Linked DNA regions of Mus musculus: region 2 is linked to region 1. The links are chromatin loops, found by intact Hi-C in ENCODE. Cell type or tissue: left cerebral cortex. All regions are shown on one strand. Links, peaks and the distances in the headings refer to the core of each region. The heading gives the core; the rest is flanking DNA.

Region 1 (10,277 bases), core at 791-8,790:
TTGTTTGATGATACTAATGTGTTAACTCTATTGTAAGTTTATTGTCTGTAAATGTATGTGCTATTATTAGACTTTAACATCTCAGCATATAAATGGACTTCTTTCTTGCCTGGTTCCTGTAATGTGTAATGGTTGTGTTTCATGGCAACAAAAAGAAGTCTTCACTTCAAAAGACCAATGTGCTTATATATCTGTTTTTAGCTTTTCAATCTTTGATGAGCAAGCTGCAATCCATATAACCACAGAGGTTAGGCATAGAGGAAGGGACTAGGTGTGAGGGATGACTCTCCCTAAGAAGAGGAAATAGAAGAGATAGCTGTGGTGGGCAGGAGGGGGTGGTAATAGGGAAGAGGATGAGGAGAGGAAGTAAGGGAGGGACAGCTAAAACTGAGGTCCTGTTTGATCGATTTGAGCGGTCATATAGAAAAGCCTGATAGAGTAGAAGCTTCCTAAAATATATACAAATATAAAGGGATCTATACTATGTGGTCAGTTTCAGCACTTCCATGAGGTGCTGAAAAAGGGATGTATTCTTTGGTGTTGGGATAGAATGCTCTATACATATCTTAGGTCATTTGTTTTATTGTATCATTTACCTCCAGCATTTCTGTGGTTTTTGTCCAGACGACCTGTCTGTTGGCAAGAGTTGGGTATTCTCCAGCATTTCTGTGGTTTTTGTCCAGACGACCTGTCTGTTGGCAAGAGTTGGGTATTGACGTCACTCAGTATCATTGTATGAGAGTCAATTCTTTTATGAACATAGGTGTCTTTATGTTTGATGTATAGATGTCTAGAATTTAGAATTGCAGTATCTTGTTGGGCCAGGTATGGAGACACACACCTTTATTCCCAGCACTCAGGAAGCAGAGGCAGGAGGATCTCTGAGTTTAAGACCTGTCTGGTCTACATAGGGAGTTCCAGGACAGACTTGGCTACATAGAGAAACCCTGTCTCAAAGAGGGAAAAAAAGTCTGTTCACCTTTTTCCTCTTTAATAAAATCCCTTTCTGTCCTGTTATCTGGCCTACTCAAACTTAATATTCATTCACATCTTTAGATCTATGTAAACGCTTTGTTCCATCTTGAATAACTGAGCCTCATGCTGACTCTATGTTGCTCTATAGGTTCCTTTTCTCTTGTAAATAACATCTTGACCACCCTAACTCATTTTATTTAGAGATCCTCATATCGATAAAGGTTCCTTCATGTTATGTCCAGCCATAACAAGTTTTATATAATTTGCTAGCTCATAACAAATAAGTTGCATTAAAAATGAGACAATTTTTGAAGAACCCCATAAAGTCTCAAACATACTTCATTGACGTGTAGCCTTAATTTAAGGATAGTCATAACTAGTTTGTGCCTTAGAGACAACTCAATCCTTATCCCGTTCCCCTTAGCCTCAATAGGTGATCATTTCTTCTGGATTTCATACTTAATTACTGTGCTTATTGTTTACTTTTGAGTTATGATCTTGTAAATATAAAATAGTTCATTGATTTTTTGCCTTTTCATTTTTTGAGAAATGATTTCTCTGTGTAGCCCTGACTGTTCTGGAACTCACTCTGTAGACCAGGCTGGCTTTTAACTCACAGAGATCCACCTGCCTCTGCCTCCTGAGTCTTAGGATTAAAGGTGTGTACCACCATGCCTGGCTACGTAAGTTTTTATATTCCGTTTTAAAGGCAAACTTGACCATATTGGTAAGTTTTGTGTGGTTTCTAATATGGGCATAGGGAAGATGTGTGATATGAGCAGTTACTTCAGATAGATGCTATCAAAGACTCATGCCTTTATTTATCGAGCAGCTGTTGTAGTTTTAGTTAGAGCAGGCTTAATAAAGAAAGGCTTATGCATAGAGTATCTTAAGACTGCCTTTTGTACATGAGGGGAAATTGCGTGGTGACAGGATGGAGCTAATTTGGGCCCTTCAAACACCCTGAGGAAAATTATTGCCTTTATTAGTTATGACACAAAGGCAGTACATTTTATCCATAATTATATGTTTATACAAAGTATGTAAGCCAATTATTAATGAAAAATTCAAAAGAGGTATATTGATGGCTTGAACATATATTTTTCTTTCATAAATAAAGTCATAATAATCTATATTGAAAAAATTAAACATTGTACAAAAGTCCCAATAGAACTGGTGTGGCCACATCCAATGCTGTGTCTTATACAATAAGTAGAAACGTAGATGAAAACAATGTGATTTCTAACTAAAGACAGTTGGCTTGGATCTCAGCTGCAGTGTATGTGCGGTATTTGTCGTATAGTCTCTAGAGTCTTCTGGCGCTGCCCGTTGTGAGCAGATTCCTATTTATATTATAAACTTTCTGTGTTGCTGTGAGATATTTGCTTGCTATTACAAGAGAATGAGCTAGCATCAATTTAGATGTTTCAAAGAACTTTATTTAAAGAAATTTATTAGAAATGAGCTAGCATCAATTTAGTTGTTTCAAAGAACTTTATTCTTAAGAAGCTGTTTGTTTGTGACAGGGTCTCACTTCTGTAGTCCTGGCTGGCCTGGAACTCACTGAATAGACCAGGCTGACCTAAAACTCACAAAGATCCACCTGCCTCTACTTCCACATTCTTTTCTTTTCTTTTCTTTTCTTTTCTTTTCTTTTCTTTTCTTTTCTTTTCTCTTTTCTTTCCTTTTCTTTTCTCTTTTTCTTTTCTTTTCCTTTCTCTTCCTTCCTTCCTTCCTTCCTTCCTTCCTTCCTTCCTTCCTTCCTTCCTTCCTCTCTCTCTCTCTCTCTCTCTCTCTCTCTCTCTTTCTTTCTTTCTTTCTTTTTTTTTTTTTTTTTTTTTTCCAAGACAGGGTTTCGCTGTGTAGCCCTGGCTGTCCAGGAACTCACTCTGTAGACCAGGCTGTCCTCGAACTCAGAAACCCGCCTGCCTCTGCCTCCCAAGTGCTGGGATCAAAGGCGTGCGCCACCATTTCCCAGCTTCTACATTCCTTTAATCTTTAAACATATCTTTAAATATATAGACGTGGTTAGAAAATAATGCATTAAAATATTATAGGATAGTATGGAATTAGAACATTGATTTTTGGGTAACCCATTGATATTTTTAGGGAACCTGGTCAGAGTTCTTCATTTTAAAATTTTTAAATGAAAGCATTTGTGCTACAAAGTTTAAAAAAAAAAGTGTAAGATTTCTACATTTTTCCATTTTCAGAGACTCTTTCAAAATAAGAAACAGTATTGGGTGTGGGTGTGTGCCCAAAGTTGCTACTGCTTTTGCTCTTCCAAGCTCCCCCTCCCCCTTTCATTTTTGAGACAGGGTCTCCCTTTGTGGCCCTGGCTGGTCTACAACTTGGTATATAGATGGACTAGGCTGACTTTGAACCCACAGAGGTCTGCTTGTCAGTCCCTTAATAATGCTGTTTCTGTTTCCTTTATTGGGGGTTGGGTTACTTTTTGATTTTTGTTTTTCAAGACAGGGTTTCTTTGTGTAGCCCTGGAACTTGCTTTTTGAACCAGGCTGGCCTTGAACTCACAGAGATCCATTGGTCTCTGCCTCTGCCTCCCAAGTGCTGCAGGGTTAGGGTTAGTGACTGCAGCCACTGCCGTCTCCTCTTGCTTCTTCTACTTTTTAATTATATTTTTTATTAGATATTTTCTTTATTTACATTTCAATTGTTATCCCCTTCCCTAATTTCCTCTCCGAAAAATCCCCTATCCCCTCCACCCTCCCCTTGCTTCCCAACCCACCCACTCCTGCTTCCTGTCCCAGGCATTCCCCTATACTAGGGCCTAGAACCTTCACAGGACCAAGGGCCTCTCCTCCCATTGATGACCGACTAGGCCATCCTCTGCTACATATGCAGCTAGAGCCATGAGTCCCACCATGTGTTTTCTTTGGTTGGTGGTTTAGTCCCAGGGAACTCTGGGGGTACTGGTTAGTTCATATTGTTGTTCCTCCTGTTTGCTTCTACTTAGTGCAATGCTGCAGATCAAACCTATTGCCTTATGCCCTGCACTCCCAATGCTACCTACCATTTCCTGTCCAACTGCATTGCATTTTGTTCCCTGCGATTTATTTTTTTGTATGTTAGTGTATTTATGTAGTAAATGCATACCATGTGAGAACCAGTGTCCACAGAGGTCAGAAATGGGTGTCAGATCCCATGGCCCTCAGAAATTCTCTGAGACAAGGAAAAATGTTCTTAACTACTGAGCCATCTTTCTAGCCCTCATGATTGTATTTTAAGATGTATCAGGCATTGTTTGAGTTTTTATAGTTTGTAACTAAGTAACATAGTGTTTTGCTTGGCATTTAGTAATTGTTGGTAAAGTGTTTGTTTTGCTTTGCTTTAAATGGGCATTCAAGTGATTTGTAACAGAAAGTGTCTTCTAGTAAATGAAGTGCTCAGTTTCAAGGACTTCTGTTAATTCATGTCAATTCTGCTTATTTTGATTGAGTTTGGTTAAAACTGGGGGTTGGGGGAGGTGACTGAGTGTGTTTCATAGCATGTGTCTGGAGATTTATATAGGCAGACAGATGTAGATACCCACATTGGTGTGGGAATCACAGAAATATCACTACTATAAACCCATAGCACAAGCACTTAGACTAAGTTTGAATTATTGGACAGCCACAGTTGCACGCTTCTCATTATTGTTGCACAGACAGATGACGTAATCAGGGGATTGAAAGAACTTAGAAACAGTTAAATTATTGATCTGCTACATATTAAAGAGGATTTAAGATTTTGATTCTTAAAACTGGCCAAACACAGTTGGAAAAATAGATAGCTCAGCAGTTAAGAGCACTGACCGCTCTTCCAGAGGTCCTGAGTTCAATTCCCAGCAACCACATGGTGGCTCACAACCATCTGTAATGGGATCCAATGCCCTCTCCTGGTGTGTCTGAAGACAGCTGCAGTGTATGTGTATATATATAAAAGAAATCTTTAAAAGACTGGCCAAAGAGGAGATTTTGCTATTGAGTCAAGTAGAAGAAAAAGTAGACAGAAGCAAGCCAGTCATCACCAGTTTAGGTAAAAGCCAATTTTGTGTGTATCTGGACTGCATCATTTTCTGAAACTGGAGAGAAAACATTTGCCTAACAGCTGCTAACTTCCTACATTTGACATGGTTTCAATTCCCTTTAAATAAGCCTGCTGAAGCAGTGTGTCACATGTATCATCCAGACTAAGAACATTTGCTACTACTGTCTCTTGCCAGGGTCCGGACTCTTCACATTCCAGGCAGAGTGCCAGCTGTTTAATTTTTAGTTACCAAGCTGAGATTGGCTGTTCCCCCTCCTCTTTGCTCCACCCCCAACTTTCACTGGAAGAGCACTTTAGAGCTGGAGATTAAATGGATGTGCTGTCACCAGGCTTTCTGAGTGCAGCTGCCATCATGGGTGTGCCCCAGAGCAGCTTGTCTTTGCTCTGAGCCCCCTGCCCTGCCTCCCCTTTCACCATGTTTCCTTCGGCAAGATTTTAAGTACAGCAATTCAAGAAGATTTCTCCTAAAGCCTATTAATTTGAAGTGTTTTACCTCTTGATTGCTGGAAAAGAATCTTAAATTTATTCCAAAGTAATTTATAAGCAAATATACTAACAGTGGTGAGAGGAGCACCGACTTGATTCCCTCTAACCTTCCACTGTGGCCATCTGCATACAGAGTCTTTCAGAGGCAACTAGCAATCTGGTGAGTGTGCCATGCCAGTGGGGAGCATTGAATGTCCTTCATCTCCCTCTTTCCCTAGGGACATTAGTCATGAGTGCCGAGTGTGCCGGGTCACAGAAGTGGGTCTCTCTGCATATGCAAAGCACATTTCTGGCCAGTTGCACAAAGATAATGTTGATGCCCAGGAAAGAGAAGATGATGGAAAGGAAGAGGAAGAGGAAGAGTATTTTGATAAGGAACTTGTTCAGTTAATACAAGAAAGAAAAGAACAAAGTCGGTAAGTTGGTTTGTTTTTAGTTTTGCTTTTTGAGATAGAATTAGATGTAGACAACTTCTCTGTCCTGAGGATGAGCCTCTAGAGCTTTGTGCAGCAAAGAGTACACTCTACTAAGTAAGCCTAAGCTACACTCAGCCTTGTGATTTGACATTGAAAGATAAGTAAGCCTGACTTTAAGACCCTTAAAGCTTAATCTTATTTTAAATATTAAGTTTTGTTTGAGTTTGCTATCTGAGGACTAAGGACTATGAAGTGCTTTTTTGAACTGTTATATTATCTGTCTTTAAACTCAGTCTTGTTTTTAGTCCTGAAAACTATGGTCTTGGTTACTGTGTCTTGAACTGTTCTTATTATCCAATTTTTCTATGAGAAAGCCGTAGAGTATAAGTAAAATGAATAGACATTTCATCTTTTATCATTTGTATTATTATATTTTTTGTTGCCCAAATAATATCTCTTAGGGGAAAGGATGACCTCTTATAAATTAGCATGGTGCTTTTCTTAAATCTGAATTTTACCTTTGGCATCCTAACAACTATACAGTGCCTGGTTCACTCTAGATGTAATATTAATATTACATTATATTAAAACATTAATATTTTAAGTTTGACAATAGCAAGACTATTTGAACAATATATGTTCCCTAATTGTTTTTCCTAATTTTGTATATCTGTGTTTATGTATTTATGTGTTAGGCATTTATGGTTTTACTTACCTGATTTTATAGCCTGAAGTTTTTTGTTTGTTTGTTTTTAATTGAGCCAGGCAGTCATGTAGCCATAGCAAGTTTTCAGTTTGCTCATAGCGAAAGATGATTCTGAATTTCTGTGTCTGTCTCCCTAGGTGGTGGGATTATAGGTGTGTGCTACGACTTATTTATTAATGTGACAGAGAATAGGAGAGAACAATTAATGAAGTCCACAAGTGTTAAAGTCCTTCTATGTGATGAGGAAACTTCCAACTCTAAATTTTAATGATTCTTCTTGAATATTATTTATACATACTCTGACCTGCTTTTTGTTAGAGATTTAAATATAGGTAGGAAATATGTAGTTTTACCCTAGATATTAACATTTTAAAAGTAAGTCCTTGAAAAAGACTTTCTTAGTCTTAAGATGCCCATAGCACCATGATTGTTGACCCCTTGGGCTGTGCGGTCCTTCAGATACTATTCTCATGACCTCAGTGCAGCTGGTGGAGCCTGCGCTTCTGTTTTAGGAAGTTAAATGGGTAGGACACTAATTTTTGTTTCTTTCATACACAACAAAACTATTATAGCTAAGCTATGTAAATGATCAACCATTATCAAAGGCTATGATTAGACACTGATATGCTTATTCTTTGAGTCTTATATGCCCCTGTAATGACATAATTATATGAAATCACCCACTTACTTTTATTGATTGATTGACTGACTGCTGCAGGGTCTCTTTAGATAGTCAACTCACATTCTTCTTAGCCCTGTTGCAAGTACTGAGCTTACAGGCAAGTGTTACCATGCCAGAGAGATGAATTTTTAATTCTTTTTTTTTTTTTTTTTTTAAAGATTTATTTATTTATTATATGTAAGTACACTGTAGCTGTCTTCAGACACTCCAGAAGAGGGCGTCAGATCTTGTTACAGATGGTTGTGAGCCACCATGTGGTTGCTGGGATTTGAACTGCGGACCTTCGGAAGAGCAGTCGGGTGCTCTTATCCACTGAGCCATCTCACCAGCCCCGAATTTTTAATTCTATATTGTGAAAAAGGAGCTAATTTATGTCCAGAATACTACAGGCATAAGGCCATTTAAGAGCCATCAAGATGGTTCTGTGGGTAGAGGAAATGCAGCCAAGTACTCTGCTCTCTTTTTTTTTTTTTTTTTTAAAGATTTATTTATTTATTATATGTAAATACACTGTAGCTGTCTTCAGACACTCCAGAAGAGGGAGTCAGATCTTGTTACAGATGGTTGTGAGCCACCATGTGGTTGCTGGGATTTGAACTCTGGACCTTCGGAAGAGCAGTCGGGTGCTCTTACCCACTGAGCCATCTCACCAGCCCAGTACTCTGCTCTCTTGATTGCACACATACACTATGGCATGCACATGTGCACACACAATCAGTTTTCTTTTAAAGGCTAATTAATTAAGGTCAGTTTTTAAGATGGTAGTCAATGTGTTTTGTTTGTTGAAGCAGTGTCTTGCTATGAAACCTTGGCTGGCCTGGTGCTCACAGCATAGACCAGGCTGACCTCAAACTCTGAGATGCTCCTACTTCTGCCTCTCAGTGCTGTAAGAGGTGTGTTATCACCACGCCAGCCTAAGGTGTTGCTTTGTATGTGTGTAGGTGTATGTGTGTCTATGCACCACACTCATGCCTGCTGTCCATGGAGGCCAGAAGAGGTGTCAGGTCCCCTGGAACAGGAGTTCCAGATGGTGATGAGTATGTGCTGGGAATTGAACCCCAGGTCACTTGGAAGAGCCAATGCTTTTAAATGCTGAGCCATCTCTCCAGCTCTAAGTCAAGTTTAGAGAAAGAAATTCAATTGCAGAAACTGTTGCTGTGACATTTTTACTGTGTGGGGCCTGAGTGGGTAGTATAAGTCTGCAAGGTTCGGACCTTTGCTTGACCCCTTTGCATTTATATGACTCCATTCACATTACTTAGCTTCTCTAAACTTGAGCCTCCCCATTTAAAAAGTAATAATATCTTTCTGGATTGTACAAATGGAATGAGATAATCTTTTAAAAAGCATTAATGAATTAATTAATCTAGTCTTTAGCAGAAATGAAGCAGATTTTAGGCCACTTTATTACCTGGTGTTTTGAGCACCTATTACTTGCTGGAATGTTAGACACACCATAAGTAATTTGTAAAGAAAAATGGTTTCACACATTGCTGTGATAAGTAAGTTATTCCCTTTTGTGGACACCTATGTAACATAGATAGCTTAAGTAGCTGTAGCTTCTCTGTAAAGAGCCTGCAGCTCAGAAGCTCTCTTTAGCTTCTTGTGAGATCCCTTATTTGGCTTGTGCTGTTTTACTGAGTTTGGGACCTAACTTACTGCATCAGCACAGTTCTAAGCCTATTTTAAATAGAAACTGTATGGAAGTGGGTTAGAAAATAGATTTTTTTTCAGTAAGAACCTGCATCTGAAGAAATCAGATATGGCCACTGACTGAACATGGAGTTACATTAACAATAATCCTGGGCGGTGGTGGAGCACGCCTTTAATCCCATCACTTGGGAGGCAGAGGCAGGCGGGTTTTTGAGTTCGAGGACAGCCTGGTCTACAAAGTGAGTTCCAGGACAGCCAGGGCTACACAGAGAAACCTTGTCTCGAAAAACCAAAAAAAAAAAAAAGTAAATAATAATCCTAACCACAAAATATAACCACCCTTATTTTGAAAAGAGCTGGATAATGTAAAAATGCTCAGATAATAGAAACAAAATTCTAGACCAGTAACCCCTTTTACCCCCCCCCCCCCCAAATTGGGAGGATAGTTTAAATGTGTCTAGGATGAAGGGAAAGATAGTCTGCTACATTCCAGATGTAAAAACAAACACTAGAAGAAAGAAGCACAAGTAAGAATTTCATTAAATCCATAATGACAAACTGTTTTTTCTTTCAGACAAGATGAACCTCCCAGTAACAGCCAAGAAGTAAACTCAGATGACAGGCAGCCCCAGTGGAGACGAGAAGACCGAATCCCTTACCAAGACAGAGAGAGCTATAGTCAGCCACCAAGACACCATCGTGGACCCCCACAGAGAGACTGGAAATGGGAAAAGGATGGCTTTAATAGTACTAGAAAAAACAGCTTTCCACATTCTTTGAGGAATAGTGGTGGACCAAGAGGAAGTTCTGTCTGGCATAAAGGTGCTACAAGAGGCTCTTCAACTTGGTTCCTTAATCATAGCAATTCTGGAGGAGGCTGGCATTCAAACAATGGGATGGTAGATTGGAATTATAATGGTACAGGAAGGAATTCCAGTTGGCATTCTGAAGGAACAGGTGGCTTTCCCAGCTGGCACATGAACAACAGTAACGGAAACTGGAAATCCAGTGTACGTAGTACGAATAGCTGGAATTACAATGGCCCTGGAGACAAATTTCAACAAGGCAGAAACAGAAATCCTAACTATCAAATGGAAGACATGACCAAGATGTGGAACAAGAAATCTAATAAGCCAAGCAAGTACAGTCAGGAGAGATGCAAGTGGCAGAGGCAAGACAGGGACAAAGCTGCCAAGTACAGGAGTCCTCCTGAGGGATACGCAAGCGATACGTTTCCTTCAGAAGGCTTACTTGAGTTCAATTTTGAACAGCGAGAAAGTCAAACCACTAAACAAACAGACACGGCAGC
Region 2 (10,277 bases), core at 712-8,711, 53 kb before region 1:
CATTTTTGCTGCTGACTCCTGAAATGAAGCTATAGGATCTTACTACTAGGCTATCTGTGAATAAAACAAAAGTAAAAGCCAACACACAGCGTTAGGAGGAATCTACTCGGTACATGATTTGTTGGTTGGTTGGTTTTGAGATAGGGAGGTTTTATGAAGCCCTGGAAGTCCTGGGATTCTCTATGTAGAGCAGGCTGGCCTTGAACTTAGAGAGATCCATCTGCCTCTACCTCCCCATTGCTGGGATTATTAGTGTGTGCCATAACACTCAGGTTACTCAGTACATTTTTTTGTTTTTTTTTTGTTTTTCGAGACAGGGTTTCTCCGTGTAGCCCTGGCTGTCCTGGATCTCACTTTGTAAACCAGGCTGGCCTCGAACTCAGAAATCTGCCTGCCTCTGCCTCCTGAGTGCTGGGATTAAAGGCGTGCGCCACCACGCCCGGCTACTCAGTACATTCTTAAGTTTCTTTAAAAATTACATTTATTTATTGTGTGCATGTACATATGTGTAGAGGTCAAAGGACAATTTATAAGAATTGGTTATTTCCTAAGATGTGGATCCCAGGGATGAAAATCAGGTCTCAGGCCTGGTGGCAAGCATCTTTACTCCTTGAGCCACCTTTCAAGCTCTACATAATAAATTCTTAGCTTCATGTACATACAAAGTTTTAAGCTAAACTTCATTCCAAGCTGTGCCTTTACAATAAACCACTGCTATGAACAAAATAGCAAGATCACTTTTAAAATGTTGGCACTGCCACCTCATCAGCACTGTTCTGAGTAGACTGCATTTTCTCTCTCACAAGCATCTCTCGGAGACATTACTCAAGATCACTGGGTTGACTTTCATTTTCCTGTGGGTTTTTTTTTTTTTTACCTTTTCTGTGATCTTCTGTATTTGCTGGTTTTGAGCATCAATTTCATTGCCCATATCCAGAGCCATGTTCTTTAGGTTGCCTAGGATGCTGCCCACTTGAGTCAGGTTCTCTTCCATCTCATCTTCTCTGGCATCATTAGTTATACTATCAGAAAAAAGAGAAAGTTAAATCAGAATTTTTTGTTAAATTACAAATGGACTAAATCTAGAATTATTATAAAAGTAAGCAATCAAAATGATGCTTAACATGTAAATGAAATGTAGAGTACTAGAAAAAGTCTATACTGAAAGAAAGGTACAAAACAAAAGAGAAAAGGAAAGAAAAAAGAAAAGAAAGCAAGAGAAGAGAAGAGAAAAAAGAAAAGAGAAGGAAAGAAAAGAGCAAAGCAAAGAAAAGCTAGGCAATCAAGTAGGTAGTGGGTAGACTAGCAAGATGGCTCGACAGGTCAAAATGCTTGCTACACACACCCGAAGGATGACATGATTTCATTTCATGGAACCCATGTCAAAGTATGAGAGAACCTCCTCTACAATACTGCCGTCTGACCTCCTCATACATATTATAGAATTCATGTGGACTCCTGCTCACATATACACACATATAATAATAAAATAAATTCTTAAAAGCCAAGCATGGTGGCACTTACCTGTAATCATAGCACTCAGAAGGCTCAGGCAGGAAGAGAAACATAACTTGGAGAACAGCTTGGGTTATATAGACTTTGTCTCAAAACAACAGCAGCAAAGGCCAATCAAGGAGACTATGAGTACCACAGAGAAGACAACTAACATACAACCCTAAGACACAGTATTTTCCAGCACCGTTGAGGTACTTGTTTATGGTAATACATTAATTCTAACACTCCACTCCAAATCTTCCCAATCAGGGAAGTATATAGTCCTGGATGGCCTAGAATTCTCAGACTGCCTTTGAATTTGCCAGTCCTCCCACGTCATCCTTCTGAAGTGCTAGGATTACCTGGAAAACAGCTTGTTTTGTTGTTATTTTCCTTCACTCCAGATGGAGGCTCCCCTTGACTGACCTATAGCTTCTGGGTTAAAGCATCCTCCATCTTCAGCCTTCAAGCCAAGCTGAATCTTTATGTTTTGTTTTCTTCCAAGACAGGGTTTCTCTGTGTAGCCCTGGCTGTCCTGGAACTCACTCTGTAGACCAGGCTGGCCTCAAACTCAGAGATGTGCCTGCCTCTGCCTCCTAAGCACTGGGATTAAAGGTGTGCACCACCACTGCCTGCACATGTCACAACACATGTGTTGGAGATCAGAAGATTATTTATATGAGTCAGTTCTCTCCTTTTACCATATGAGAACTGGGCATTTAACTCAGGACAGCAGGCTTGGCAGCAAGCTTCTTTAGCTGTTGAGACATCTGACTACCCCCGAATCTGGGTTTAATAAACTTTCAAATGGATCTATGCACACTCAAATCTCAGGACTACTACTTTAAAGTCAATTAGAGAACTATGGCCAGAAGGCAGTTCCAGGAGGCAGGGTGTGGGCTTGACAGCAGCCCTATGGAGGGCATGCCTTGGTCTGCCTTTCCTGTCCTTCCTTCTCACTGCCTACTGCCTGCCACAAGTGGAAAATAGCTGTCACCATAAGCCTGCTGCCAGGATTTTCTTTCCAGGAAACCATAAACTGAACCTTTTGGAATGGAAAGCCAAAATAAACCATCTCTTTCAAAGGAAAGAAGAAGGAAGGGAGGGAGATTGACAGGTTACTTGTTGAGTTAGGGATCATGGCTGGCTACACCCAATTTCTAAAATGAGCCATGAATTAGGAAATGTAGAACTATGAGGATGAGCTGACTTACCGTTTAATGTATCCACCACTGGCTGCTCCTGTAGTTTGCTGAGGCTGACCATTTGTAATCCGGCTCGGTTGCTTAGATACTACATTGCTAGGTGAGTTGTCGCCACCATCTCCCCATGTTGCCTTATAGTTCTTTCCAGACTCAAAGTTCTTTGTCCTATATTAATGTCAGGGATACAGACAAATTGAAAAGCAGGAAGGAGGGGTTAAAATTATTTAGTACTTATTACCTTGCATATGACTGTACCATTTCTTGCTAAAACTACTTTATCTGCACTGTGGCCAATGTCAAAAGAGGGAAGGGGTGAATCAGACAAACCTCTGCCAACACTGGATCATTTGTTTGTCTGTTTAGGAGACAAGATCTCACTATGTAGCTCTGGCTGTCCTGGAACTTGCTTTTGTAGACCAGGCTGTCCTGGAACTCATAGAAGCCTGCCTCTGCCTCCTGAGTATTGGGATTACAGGCACGAACAACTACTATTTAAGCATTTTTAAAAGGTCCAAATACTATTATCAAATCTTTGCTGAGTCATTAGCAAGTGGTAAACTGAAACTAGATATGTCAAGTCTTTCAGCTTATAACTTCTACAAGAAAAGAAAACAACAACAACAACAAAGATTGTAAGCGTGAACTCCTGGTTTATGTGGTTCTGGGGATCTAACCCAGAGCTTTTCAAATGCTAGGTAAGCATTCTACCAACTAAACAAAAACACCTCAGACCCCTGTTTTAAAGTTTGCATTACATTTATTTTTTAAATTTCTTTTAAGAAACAACAAAATATCATGAAAGAAAAACATGGATTATTTCTAAATTAGACAACAAACTGATATAATCCTGGCACTCAGGAGACAGAGGCAGGTGGATTTCCAAGTTTGAGGCCAGCTGGTCTGCAGGATGAATAGCCAGGGCTAGACAGAGAAACCGTGTCTCAAACACCCCACCCACCCCCATCCCCTGACAAATCCCAAGTCTAGGTCTTTTAAAACTAAAGATGAGCTTGCTGCAAAAGCCCCAAAGCTGATTTCAATCTTGGAACCCAGGGAAAGTCTGGCATGGTAGGTAGACATGGGTGTGCTGGACCACTGGACCTCTCTGAGTCTGATGCTTTCATAAGCATACAAAGATTAAAGATGCCAGCATGGTCTATACAGTGAGGTCTTACAACAAAATAAAACTTACCTAAAAGGTTTAGGTGTAGCTAATAGAGTCAGAATTTTAACATAGAATATAGTTCTCAACTGATACAACAGGCAAGAAAAAGAAGCCCAGATCCAGGCATAGTAACAAACACCTTTAATCTCAGCGCTCAGGAAGCAGAGGCAGTCAGATCTCTGTGAGTTCAAAGACAACCTGGTCTAGAAAGCAAGTTCCAGGGCAGACAGGGCTGTTGCATAGAGAAACTCCATCTTAAAAACAAACAAACAAACAAACAAACAAACAAACAAACAAACTATAAAATGGAAAGGAAAAAAAAAGCCAAGGAAAGTGCTTTTCTTTTCTCATTTAGAGACAAGACCTAATCATATAGCCTAGGCTGGGCAACTTCTGACATGGCTTGCTTCTACTTCCTAAGTGCTGGGATTACAGGTTTATACCACCTCACTTTGTCATTCGACTTTTAAATGGTTATTTCAAAACTGTCTTTACTGATTACTTTTTGTTTCAAGCAAGATTTTACTTCATTTCAGCTTTATTTTTGTACTAACAAAGATTAAGCTCAATGTTGCTATAATATAGGTCTTACTTATCCCAGATCTGAGTCAGTCTCTTAATTGCAATAATTGCAAAAAAAAAAAAACCAGAAAAAAAATTCTATGAAAAAGAAGTTTTTTTTTTTCTTTCATAAGCATACAAAGATTAAATTCTGGGCAAATTAGAACTGGACTTTTTTTGTTACTTGTAAGAAAGGCACTCTTAGCAGGTGGCATATGCCTATGATTCCAGCACTCAAGCAGCTGAGACAGCAAATCATTTGTTTGAGGCCAGCTTGGCTTATGTTGTAAGAACTTAAAAACTAAAAAGGAAGGTCTGTTAGGGCAGCTCAGTAAGTAGAGGTACTTGCTGCCAAGCTTAACAGCACAGTTTAGTTCCCAGAATCTACACTGAGGAAGGATGAAAAGAACAATTCCTCAAGTTGTTTTCTGACTTCACAAGTGTGAAGGTGTGTGTGTGTGTACTAATTTATTTACAAAGGGTACTCCAGGGCTGGAGAGATGGCTCAGCAGTTAAGAGCACTGACTGCTCTTCTGGAAGTCCTGAGTTCAAATTCCAGCAACCACATGGTGGCTCACAACCATCTATAGCAAGACCTAATTCCCTCTTCTGGTGTCTTTAGACAGCTACAGTGTACTTACATATAATAAATAAAGCAAATCTTTAAAAAACAAACAAACAAACAAACAACAAACAACAAATTGACTGGACTGACTGAGGTACACATGCACCACAGCATGCAGGTAGAGGCCAGAGGACAAATGGTTCCAAGGTTGTTGAAGCAGAATTTTGTTTCTGCTGCTCCTGCTGGTTGACAAACTGCAGCGCAGTTCTCCACCCACCCCATCTGTGCTGAGACTGCAGATATACACCAGTACACTGAACTTTCACTTGCTTCCAGGGATGGGAATTGGGTAGCAAGTACTTTTACCTACTGAACTGTCTTGTAGGCCCTTAAAAGCTCTTAAAAGAGAAATTTATAAATACCAAAAAGCTCATTCTTAAAGCACCTCTCCTGGTCCCATTCGAAGTTCTCATAATTATTTTTATATGTATACTACTATTTCTGTCATTCAGTCAATTAATCAGCCATGTCAAATCTTTCCTGGAACAAGGTGAGATATCTAATTTTTAAATTAATATCTTCATATAATTACCTGTTAAATTAATGAGCTAATACATCATGTATACTTTGTTAACATATAGGTTCCAGGCAAAAATCTAAAGCAGAGATTTTATTATATGCAAAATAACCAATATTTCTCATATTTCTTAAAGACTGAGTGGCTTCTGGGCTTTTGTCCATTGGTGGTAGTGGGGAATAACCCCAGGGCCTCACGAGTCCTCGCACCCAACCACTGTCAGCACAGCAGCCAGAGATGCTAATTGAGGTAATATATATAGGGCTTCTATTAGGATGCTAGGTTGTAGAGCAGGTGGGTGAGAATGACAAATTCAAAAGCAATTAGTAAAATCCAGGCATAGTGGCATGTCTGCAAACCCAGGACTCTTGAGACTGAGCAAGGCCAGTCTGGGCTAGCAAACTGATCCTGTCTCAAAGATGAAAATAAAACCAAAGTGTCTAATGAGATTTTACCTTTTAAAAAATGCTATATTAAATTTTCTTTCTATTTTCTTTCTTATTTATTTATTTATTTTATATTGCTTTTAAATTATTTATTTATTTATTTATTTATTTATTTATTTATTTATTTAGCTAGTTAGTTCTTTTATATTGCTTTTAAATAGCTCTAAATGTCCTGGAACTTGAAAGGCCATGCTGACCTTGAACTCAGAGATCCACCTGCCTCTGCCTCCCCAGTGCTGGGATTGAAGGTGTGGAACACCAAGCCTGGCACATTTAAAACTGATATCCCTCTTTATTCTAGATAGGATTTATGATGACTAGACTGACAACTCCTTGACTTGATAGAGGCCTAAATCAAGGGAAAGTAAAATGCAGAGAAGCTCTATTTTAATAGAGGCACTCTACAGGAACCAGAGGGTACGAGGACATCTAAAGAGAGGAACAGAGAGATGCAGTCAACTGTAGGTGCTGACTGCTAAGATCAACAATTTAAAGCTTCTTGAATCTCAGGGGTGCTTTTATTTTGCTAATATTAACTTAGTAAATAAAACCATAGCTTTTGGAGCATTACTAAGGGAGTTATAACAAATGAAGATCCTTTTATTCAGTCCATATTTTGTTTGCTAGCACCCATCACGAACAAATTCACTTGACATTACACACAACAGAGCTTTAGGACTGCTTCCATCACGCACAGAATCCATGCACATGCACAGGAAAGCCATTTGAAACATCACCTTGGGCAGCAGGTTAGCAGCTCAGCCTGCACCTCAACACTGCATCTCAAAGATCCCTTTGATCAGCTACTGAGCCCGGCTTGGATGTTAGATCTTCATTTTTAGTAAGCGAGAAAGGAAGAGATTAAGTGAGAGAATAAGAAGCAGACAGTGCATGTTAGTCAAACAGAGCAGGGGCAGATTTAGAGCTTTAAACACACGATGCATTCAAATGCCTGCCTGGTTTCAAAGAAACAGTCACCAACTGAGAATCTAGATAAAAAGAAAAACCAGAAAACAATTTAAATAATGGCATACTTTATTTTTCCTGAGCATGTCCAAGGGCTAATACTCCTCACTAAAAGGTTAAAGCTTATGCTGGGCAGGAAGTACTGGCTGGCAGCACTGAAGTCCCTCAGCCCTCCTTGGTGTTCGAGTGCTTGCTTGTCCTGTGCCAGGCCCTGAGTATGATCACAAGAGTATACTAATGTAAAAACTACAACTTAAAGCACAAACAATCCCACCATTTTATGAAACAAAGTGAACAAAATGTAACTCGTCTTCCCGAGTATTATCGATTTCTAAATGGTTCAATGAACACAATTGTGGATCATAGGGGGGTGGGGAAGGAAAGGGGAGAGAATGGGGAAGGAAGGAAAGGAAGAATGCACGTCGTCTTGTAGTACTGCTAGATTTTGACACCCACAGAACTCGGAGGACTAGGAAGCTGTATATGTGTCTGAGGAGCGCATGCCACAGCTGGCTAGGTGCTGCCCCTGACGGAAACAGGTAAGGTTTCAATCAGGTAAGATCAGAAAGATCTAGACAATGGAGGAAAACGAGACAATGGGGACAAGCGACTTAACAGCAGCCCAGGTCTCAGTAGTATAAAGATGCTGGAAGAAGAAAAGCTCCTCTAGAATCTTTCAAGTGGGTTCTGCTCCCTTTTCACGGAACAGCTGTTCTGTCACAGCAGTCCCAGACTCCATCTGTTAAGGAATGCTTTCTCTCCACCCACTGAGAAAGAGTTCTGCCAATGCTGCAGGGGAAAGCCTATGGCAGGGCCATGTTCTACTTTCTCTCCTCATGTTCAAGAAAAGCTTGCCCACATATAGCAGGACACACAAAGAAAAACTTTAATACACCCATTGCTCTACCCTCCGTGTTCTCTTATCATTGACCCTTTAGAATTCATTGCTCTTCTGTTTATTAACATACAACTTAGAAACAATCTTCTAGACTGAAGAGGAGTTTTTGTTCAAGGGAATTTACCTATTCTCTCTTCCTCAATTTTCCAAGATGGTACATGAAACAAGAGACAGGAACAGAAGTTTGTAAAACATATCTAAGACTTTGAATCAAATTATGTAGGCACTTGAAATATGTCTGCTTAATTCAATCTGCTAAACCTAGTTAACACATTGTAGTTTTTGTTGCTATTGTTTTGGAGAGAGGGTTTGAACTCAGTATGTAGCTGAGGTAGAGTAGGACCCTGAGAGCTAGGATTATAGGCTTAAACTACTACTCCCAACTTTATGCCAAACTGGGATTCGAACTCAGAGCAAACACCGTACCAAATGAGCTATATCCCCAGCTCCAGTCACAGCTGTTGAACTATAAACTTTTAGAAAATCAACCAAAGTAAAAACAGGTCAATGGGCTTGTATTAAATCTGAGAACAGTCAAATCTTTAACTTCTTATGACAAATCAAAACCAAAAGTTGACCAAAAGGCAACATAATCCTTTTATTTAATGAAAACAGCACAGAAGGGGCTGGAGAGACAGCCCACTGGTCAAGAGCACTGGCTGCTCTTCAGGAGGATCCCGGCAACTTCCAACATGGATGTGGCAGCTCACTATCTTCTCTAACTCCAATTCCAGGGGATCTGATGCCTTTTTCTGGCCTCTGTGGATACCAGACATGCATATGGTGTACAGACACCAAGTAGGCAAAACACCCATACACATAATTTTTTAATTAAAATTATTATATAATGACACAAAAACACTTATCTTAGAGCTGGGGAGATGGCTCAGCAGTTAAAGGATGTTTGCTGTACAAATCCCTGGGACTCACATTAGAAATAAGGCAAAGCAAATAACAAAAAATATACTCCCCTAAAAAAATATGTAAGTGCAAAAATCTTAACTCACTAGGATTTATGCACCTGGGACAACTAGCTGGACGAACTGCTGATGAAACTCTGCAACTTAATCTCAAGAGACTCATCTAGGCTAAGAATAAAGTTCAAAGAGGAGCTCCTAACTTAAGATTAATGGTTAACTGCCTCTGTCCAAACTATATACCTTATCTGAATACCTATTATTAGTAAAAAAAAAATCATGGAGTTTACTTCATCCAAGAGTAAGAGGAGAATAGAAATTTCCACAATGGAATAAAGTGAGTGACTGGGCATTGTGATACACTTTAATATACATCTTTAATCCCAGCACTTGGGAGGCAGAAACAGGCAGATTTCTGAGTTCAAGGCCAGTCTAGTCTACATAGAAAGTTCCAGGCCAGCCAGGACTATATAGTGAGATCCTGTCTCAAGGAAACAAAAAACAAAAGGAAATGGATGAAGTCCTTTGTCTCGAGCACAATCTCAGACAGTATACTACTAGATCTGGTTTGTCTGTGACCATGTCTGGTGGCAGTACCATGCCCTAGGTAGGGAAGCTTAAACAGTGTAAGACAAGGTATGTGTGATGGTGTGTATATGCTCAGCCCAGAGAATGGCACTATTAGAAAGTGTGGCCCTGGGCTGGAGAGATGGCTCAGCGGTTAAGAGCTCCGACTGCTCTTCCAAAGGTCCGGAGTTCAAATCCCAGCAACCACATGGTGGCTCACAACCATCCGTAATGACATCTGACTCCCTCTTCTGGTGTGTCTGAAGACAGCTACAGTGTACTTACATATAATAATAAATAAATAAGTTTAAAAAAAAATGAAAAAAAAAAAAAAAGAAGAAGAAGAAAGTGTGGCCCTGGGGCTGGAGAGATGGCTCAGTGGCTAAGAGCACTGACTACTCTTCCAGAGGTCCTGAGTTCAAATCCCAGAAACCACATGGTGGCTCACAACAATCTGTAATGGGATCCTATGCCCTCTTCTGGCCCATCTGAAGACAGCTACAGTGTAATTCATATAAACATAATAAATCTTTGAAAAAAAAAAAGGGCTGGAGGGTTGGCTCAGCGGTTAAGAACACTGACTGCTCTTCCGAAGGTCCTGAGTTCAAATCTCGGCAACCACATGGTGGCTCACAACCATCTGTAATGGGATCCGATGCCCTCTTCTGGTGTGTCTGAAGACAGCAACAGTGTACTCATATACATTAAATAAATAACTAATTAATTAAAAAAAAAAAAGAAAGTGTGGCCCTGTTAAAGTAGTTATCACTGTGGGTGTAGGCTTTAAGACCCTCACCCTAGCTGCCTGGAAGCTAGTATTCTGCTAGCAGCCTTCAGATAAAGATGTAGAAATCTCAGCTCTGCCTGCACCATGCCTTACTGGATGCTGCCATGTTCCCGCCTTGATAATAATAGA

Evidence for each region. Peaks named below come from ENCODE experiments on the same cell type or tissue, not always from the same donor. Only the 100,000 strongest peaks of a DNase experiment are listed, where the experiment ranks them.
Region 2: it touches region 1 in a loop (4-fold over the local background); 7 of 42 quality-filtered maps call a loop at or near these places.

The regions. Positions count from the first base shown.
Region 1 is chr2:120,534,945-120,545,221 of GRCm38, reverse strand. It overlaps Zfp106 (zinc finger protein 106), which reads left to right. Exons shown (of 22, transcript NM_011743.3): 4 at 5,730-5,927; 5 at 9,543-10,277. Among named protein-coding and RNA genes, the nearest start is that of Zfp106, 24 kb to the left of the region's middle. In left cerebral cortex, for the core only: a CTCF peak has its summit at 4,881 (motif pointing left); DNase peaks (open chromatin) are centred at 4,520 and 5,208; H3K27ac peaks cover 988 bases.
Region 2 is chr2:120,587,388-120,597,664 of GRCm38, reverse strand. It overlaps Snap23 (synaptosomal-associated protein 23), which reads right to left. Exons shown (of 8, transcript NM_009222.3): 6 at 2,709-2,864; 7 at 878-1,022. Among named protein-coding and RNA genes, the nearest start is that of Lrrc57, 17 kb to the left of the region's middle. In left cerebral cortex, for the core only: a CTCF peak has its summit at 5,220; DNase peaks (open chromatin) are centred at 4,724, 5,276, 6,926 and 7,723; H3K27ac peaks cover 2,953 bases.